2 separate regions of the Homo sapiens genome follow, and region 1 is linked to region 2. A link is a contact called in ENCODE Hi-C or POLR2A ChIA-PET data. All regions are on one chromosome and are shown on one strand. The core of a region is the stretch at or near the end of the contact, and the rest is flanking DNA. Distances in the headings are between cores, read along the strand shown.

Region 1 (2,889 bases), core at 335-2,834, 110 kb before region 2:
GGGGTAGGAACTTTCCAGATTTGGCACCCAGATAGGAATTTTAGAGGGCTATAGCTTCACTTAAAGGTCCTTAATATAGGAAGGTATTGGGATTTTTTTTCTTATTTTTTTGTCTTTTTATTTTGTTCACTTTTTAAACTTTTCACCTGTCAGAAGATACCGGGATTTTGAACCGAGATCAGAAGATGACAGAATAAGTATAAAAATGAACCTACCAACTTGTTCCTGAGTTACTGTCACTGTTGGAAGAGATGTGATCTTTTCCTTGTCAGCTGGGGGAGGGCCTGTGTTTTCCAGTTGTCCTAAAAGCTACAAAAAAAGAGAAAGAAAAAGACGAAGTGGCAGACATCGCAATATCCCTGGAGAGGGAACTGCTCCAGCTGAGAACAAACAGTGCAGACATTAGGTATGTTAGTTACTCTTACTTCTGCAAGGCTCTGAGAGGCTTGGGTTTCCCCTTTCCTGCTGCCAGAACACTCATAATTGCTTTACAATTTCAGAGTGACGTTCGTATAAGCCTACAGACAAACCCATGATTGCAAGGCCCACCTCTAGGCATAAAGCAACTTCAGAGGCAGCAAAAGGGTTGTGGTGTCACGAGTAAAACTATAGCTTAATAAAAAGTAAAATGTAACTGGTCCAAAAGCTTCATCTTCTGGAAGAAGAAAAAAGCGAGAGTATGAAAAGTAGCATAACGTGAGCCAAGAAATAGGTAAATTACTGCCTATAAGACGACTGAATATAAAGGACATGCTTTCTAGTCTCAGAAATCCACAACGGAAATGAAAAACCAATCAAATTAAAATGAACATAAACAAGTGGAAGCAATTATACATGGCATGGGAATACTTTTTTCTCTGCTTCCTTCCCCTACTTTGCTCCATCTAGCAGAAATCCCTGCTTCAACATGTGAGGAAACCCTCCTTTTTTTGTGAAATATTTGTTAATAGAATCCTTATAGAACTGAGCAAGAGAGACAAAAATACAAAATACTATTTGTTATAGAAGTCTTTTCTTCCTATGGAGGTGAAACCATCTTCTAGAAATTCCCTCAGACCTAGGAAGTGCATGGATGCTGAGCTAACCCCATAAATCATTCATCCCTTTAGTAAAATGGAAACCCCAAAGCTCAAAATATTAGAGAAAGCAGAGTGACTGCCATTTCAGAAAGTAGCAGAAGGAAAGCAGGAAGCCTGTGGAACCATGAGACACACTGAACAGACACCCTCAAAAGGCAGCTCCTCACCTGGGTTACAATGGCATCAAGCCCTGTCTGACCCCAGGCATAGTCCCCAGGGTTGGAGTGCAGCATCCCGCTCCTATACGTGAGATGAGATAGACAGCATTAGATGGAGTGACCAGGCTCTGCCTTACACCACAGAAAAAAATTGGCAGAGGGATCCTGTTCTCTCTCAGAGCTGGAAAGTCACTAGTCCTCCAGGATCAAGAGGCAAAGAATTCTGTACATTTTCAAGATCAAACAGACTATCCAGAGATAGTACCTCATTCTCTAAGAATTTTACTTAACTAGAACATAAAATGTGAAGCTACCTAAAGTACCACATGACACGCCAGAACAAAAAGAGTGACTCATTGCCTGTTGGTTTCAAAAATTTGTGTTTTCTGTGCCCACTGATATTAAACACAGATGGAGCTGCTTTTTAAGGAGAGTTTTCCCTTCATGACTGGTCAAAATCTACAGCAAACATCCCTCATTATAAGAGGCCGCCCACAGTTCTGGACAATGAGGAGCTTTCAAGTAGAGAAGCAGCCATAGCAGTCTCTCTGAATCACAACTTAGAGCAATTATAAAAGGGACTTGGCAACACCGTTTTTTTTTATTTTCCCTCAGAGCTGCTGGTACACTACCAGCAGAGGTCCAGACTACTGGATGACAGAGGTCCTAAAAGGACTGAGGTTCCTTTGAGCAAAGAAACCTTCTGGGCCACAGTTAGAAGCAGCAAATAATTTCTCAGACAAGAAGAAATTCCATCTTTAATCCCATCATACATAAGTGTCACTCTGATACTGAATTACAGCCTATTGTTTCTTCTGACAAATCCTCTTACTTTGAAAAAAATGAAGTTCAGCATAATGTTTTCAATTTCAGAAATTCTTAAGGAGTAAAATATTCCTGTGTAGTCTACTGGGGAAACCCACAAATCAGATACCAAGCCTGGCAGGGACCATCTCATTCTCTACCTCAATACAACTCTCAGACCTGAATATAAAAGGAATCAAGACATTTCTAGCACCCAAACATCCTGGGGGACCAGGACGGCCTTCCTGAGCCTGAATAATAATAAAAAAAAAAGTTCTGATTAAGTTTGGGCTTAGCAGATAATGGCAGTGTAGCAGCCTCCAGTTACATCTACATACTCACCTATGCAGCTCTTTTTTTTTTTTTTTTTTTTTGAGACAGGGTCTCTTTCTGTCGCCCAAGCTGGAGTACAGTGGCGCGATCTCGGCTCACTGCAACCTCCACCTCCCGGGTTCAAGTGATTCTCCTGCCTCAGCCTCCGAGTAGCTGGGACTACAGAAGCATGCCACCACGCCTGGCTAATTTTTTATATTTTTAGTAGAGACGGGGTTTCACCATGTTAGCCAGGATGGCCTCGATCTCCTGACCTCGTGATCCGCCAGCCTCGGCCTCCCAAAGTGCTGGGATTAGAGGCATGAGCCACCGCACCCGGCCTATGCAGCTCTTTTTCTCTACTGCACAGAAATGACAGCACCTAAAATATGTCACTCCAATAGAGTAAGATAGAAAACAATTAGTTACTTACCAGGAAAAAGGGTGTGGAGATCCAGGAATGGCAGAATTTGCAAAGAATCCTGCAAAGATGTGTTGTAGTATTCTGTTACAGAAGAAAAAATTAGATAAGACAA
Region 2 (2,700 bases), core at 161-2,660:
CCACAACTTAGTCCTATTTTTCTGGAAGGGAAACAGGACCAAAACTTGGGTCGGGGAGATTAACAGTGAATCACTGAGTCCAAGTATCCTGCCTGTTTACTCTATCTGCCAGGAACCATAATCTGGCATCTCTCCTACACAGAGAAATTAATACTCCTCTACAACTTACAGCGCCCCCCTATAGGGGTGGAAGAGGAGAGGGCAGAGCTCTAAACAGAGACCCTGGGTGGATGAAGGAAAAGCCTCTGAGTCAGGGCACAGAATCGCAAATCCCCTGAAGGTAGCTGGGCCCAGTGGCTAGACCTCCAGCCTTCCCAGGACCATAGCTCCCATTTCAAAGGGCAGAAGAAAACCAGGAGGCAGGCGGATGAACTCGGTAGTTTGAGGTTCTATGAGATGTCCTCAGATGTGGTCACCCTCCAAACTCTATGTAGCAGGAGGGGAGCGCTCTCCTTAGAAGACTCCCTTCTGTGAATCTCTAGGAGATCCTGTCATGTGCAGGGCTTGCTAGCCCTACACAATTCTTCTCATAGGAGGCTTTGTCTTGGACCCCTTTTATGGAATGTGATGAGAAACTTGCTCCTCTTTCTCCCCATCCTTATCTCCTCTGTCCTGTCTTTTTTTCTCCATTAGCTTCCCCTATAACTTCCCACCTTTCTATCCCATAGTTTCACATGCCTCTGCCTCTTCCCAAACACCGCGATTCACTACGGCAGGACCTTCCTCTGAGCCTCCAGGATGCTTCTGCCCCACCCCTCGAGGTATCGGCCCGCACAGCCCCGCCCCCTGCATCTCAGCAGCCTACTGGTATTTCCCAAAGCTCGGATCCCGAGAGTAGCCCCAAAGACCCTATCCTCTCAGCTGCCTTTCCCCCGGAGCCTCCCCTACGTCTGCCCCGCGGTCCCATCCCTGCATGTGCCCCCTACTGTTGCATCTCTTGGCCTTGATCGACTCGCCCCCAGTGCCTCTACAGCACCTTTTCCCCCTGGCCCTACCCCAACAACCGCCCCTACTACTAAATCCGACTTCTACCCCTCGTCCCCGCCCCCTGCGCCTCAGCCCCCAACAGCTGCAATTCCCCTCGGCCCCACCCCTACATCTGCCCCGCAGCCCCGCCCCCGGAGCCCCGCCGCAGCCCCTTCCTCGCTCTCAGCTACTTCTCTCCCATCCTCAGCAGCTCGTGCCTGCCACGTCGTCGGCGCCCACCCGAGCCCCGGCACCCAGTCTCGGTCGCTTCCCGGACACGGCGTACCGCCGGGCTGAGTCCAGATGGGGATGGGGGGAGGGGGCCGGTACCTTTAATTCGCCCAGCTCCGCCATCTTGAGACATCGCAGGCGCCCCAGCCGGAGCCGGAGCTCAGGCCCAGGGACCGGCGCACAACTCTCCACCCTGGCGCCGGCCGCAAATGCCGCCTGCTCCGCCCAGTCCGGCCCCCTATACCTCCCCTTCCCGGCCCCGCCCGCCTGGCTTCGGACAAGCCCCAGCCTGAGCCCCTCCCTCCACAGCCGACCCAGCAGCTACACGTCTGCGGCCGGTTGGCAGGACGCGTAGCCCCGGAGGGAGTGTATGGCCCCCAAGATCGCGGGGTCCCTAGGGCAACGGGGAGGAGGCGGGCCCGAAGTGCCTGGTGGAGGGGGGCTTTGCCACGGCAGAGTTGGGAGGGGACAAGCTTTTAGGGAGCCAAAGATACTTGAAAGATGGAGGGAAAGTATCGGGAACTGCTAGAGCTCAGAGAAATGGGGGAGGGGGTAGCGAAGTTGGAGCGCAAACCCTCATCTCCATCTCTGCATAAGTTTAATCAACTAAAATCGAGAGGTCTTCCAACTCGGGAAATGGGCGAGCGCTGATCCGTCTTAGGGAAGCCGTGGAGTCGGCATTCAGTAATTCACCCTCTCCTCCTCCCCCATACACCAACTACAGTGCAGCTCGTGGTCCGATCGTAGGACTCAAACTCGGCAGCAAAAAAAAGTTTGGTGCGGGGAGCGGGACTTACCAGCACAATTGTGGGAAATGGAGAGAGGGCTCGGGAGGCTCAGAGGGCGAGCTGGAGAGGTGGGGGAATGGGGCTCGGCGCTGCTCCTGCTGTCCGCACGGCAGAAGTTCGGTCCAGCAGCCGGACGCGGCGGCCGCGGCTCCGCCCGGGCCGGAGCTCCGCCCGGCCTAGCGCTCGGGCTGGGGCCGCCCCCTCCAGGGGAAGCCCGCCAGGACCGCCAAGAGGGAAGGGGGGCGGAGCTCGGGCGAGAGAGGGAGGGACTCAGAGCTCGACGTTGGAGAGATTAACTCCTGGTGTGAGTGGATCTGGAGAGACGAGATCCTTGGATCCCATCATTCTCACTACCTCTGTGACCCCTCAACGCTTACGTATGGGATTGGGGTGGTGGCACACTGCTGCTAAGCCGGTGTGAACCAGGTATCTGACAGTATAAAGCAGTCTTCCTTGAAATGACAACTGTCCCTCCCTAGGGCAAAGCCTGGGGTACTGAATCCAAAGTGTACCTAACAGTAACTACCCTAGATACACGTGCAGAATACCTCCACCAGAGCCCCCATACCTTTGGTGTAGCTGAAGATGAACAGAGGGGTTTTCTTACCCACAAAAGGGATCTTTCTGTCCCTCTCTGAACTGCCTACCCACTCTCCTTCCTCCAAAGCCTTGGACCCTCCAGAGGCCCCATCCCAACCAAGCTGATCACTCACAT

What was found. A loop is a pair of places that touch in the nucleus more often than their neighbours do. ChIA-PET counts read pairs that join two places held with the same protein, here RNA polymerase II (POLR2A).
Region 1: a map of GM23248 shows a loop between it and region 2 (2.2-fold over the local background). The contact joins the enhancer-like site here to the promoter of PIAS3 in region 2. A Hi-C loop is called at or near these places in 1 of 168 maps with a recorded cell type or tissue (GM23248). POLR2A ChIA-PET finds 5 or more read pairs at or near these places in 2 of 52 experiments (BJ and MCF 10A).

Annotation. Positions count from the first base shown.
Region 1 is chr1:145,750,192-145,753,080 of GRCh38, forward strand. RNF115 (ring finger protein 115) reads right to left here. Exons shown (of 9, transcript NM_014455.4): 5 at 2,787-2,858; 6 at 1,247-1,319; 7 at 216-309. Among named protein-coding and RNA genes, the nearest start is that of CD160, 32 kb to the left of the region's middle. Within about 2 kb of position 1,585, at least 5 of the 41 ENCODE cell types and tissues checked have a DNase peak (open chromatin) inside an H3K27ac peak, as active enhancers do.
Region 2 is chr1:145,857,671-145,860,370 of GRCh38, forward strand. It overlaps PIAS3 (protein inhibitor of activated STAT 3), which reads right to left and starts at 1,411. Exons shown (of 14, transcript NM_006099.3): 1 at 1,297-1,411. The coding sequence starts at 1,320. RefSeq lists silencers at 1,448-1,537, 2,008-2,217.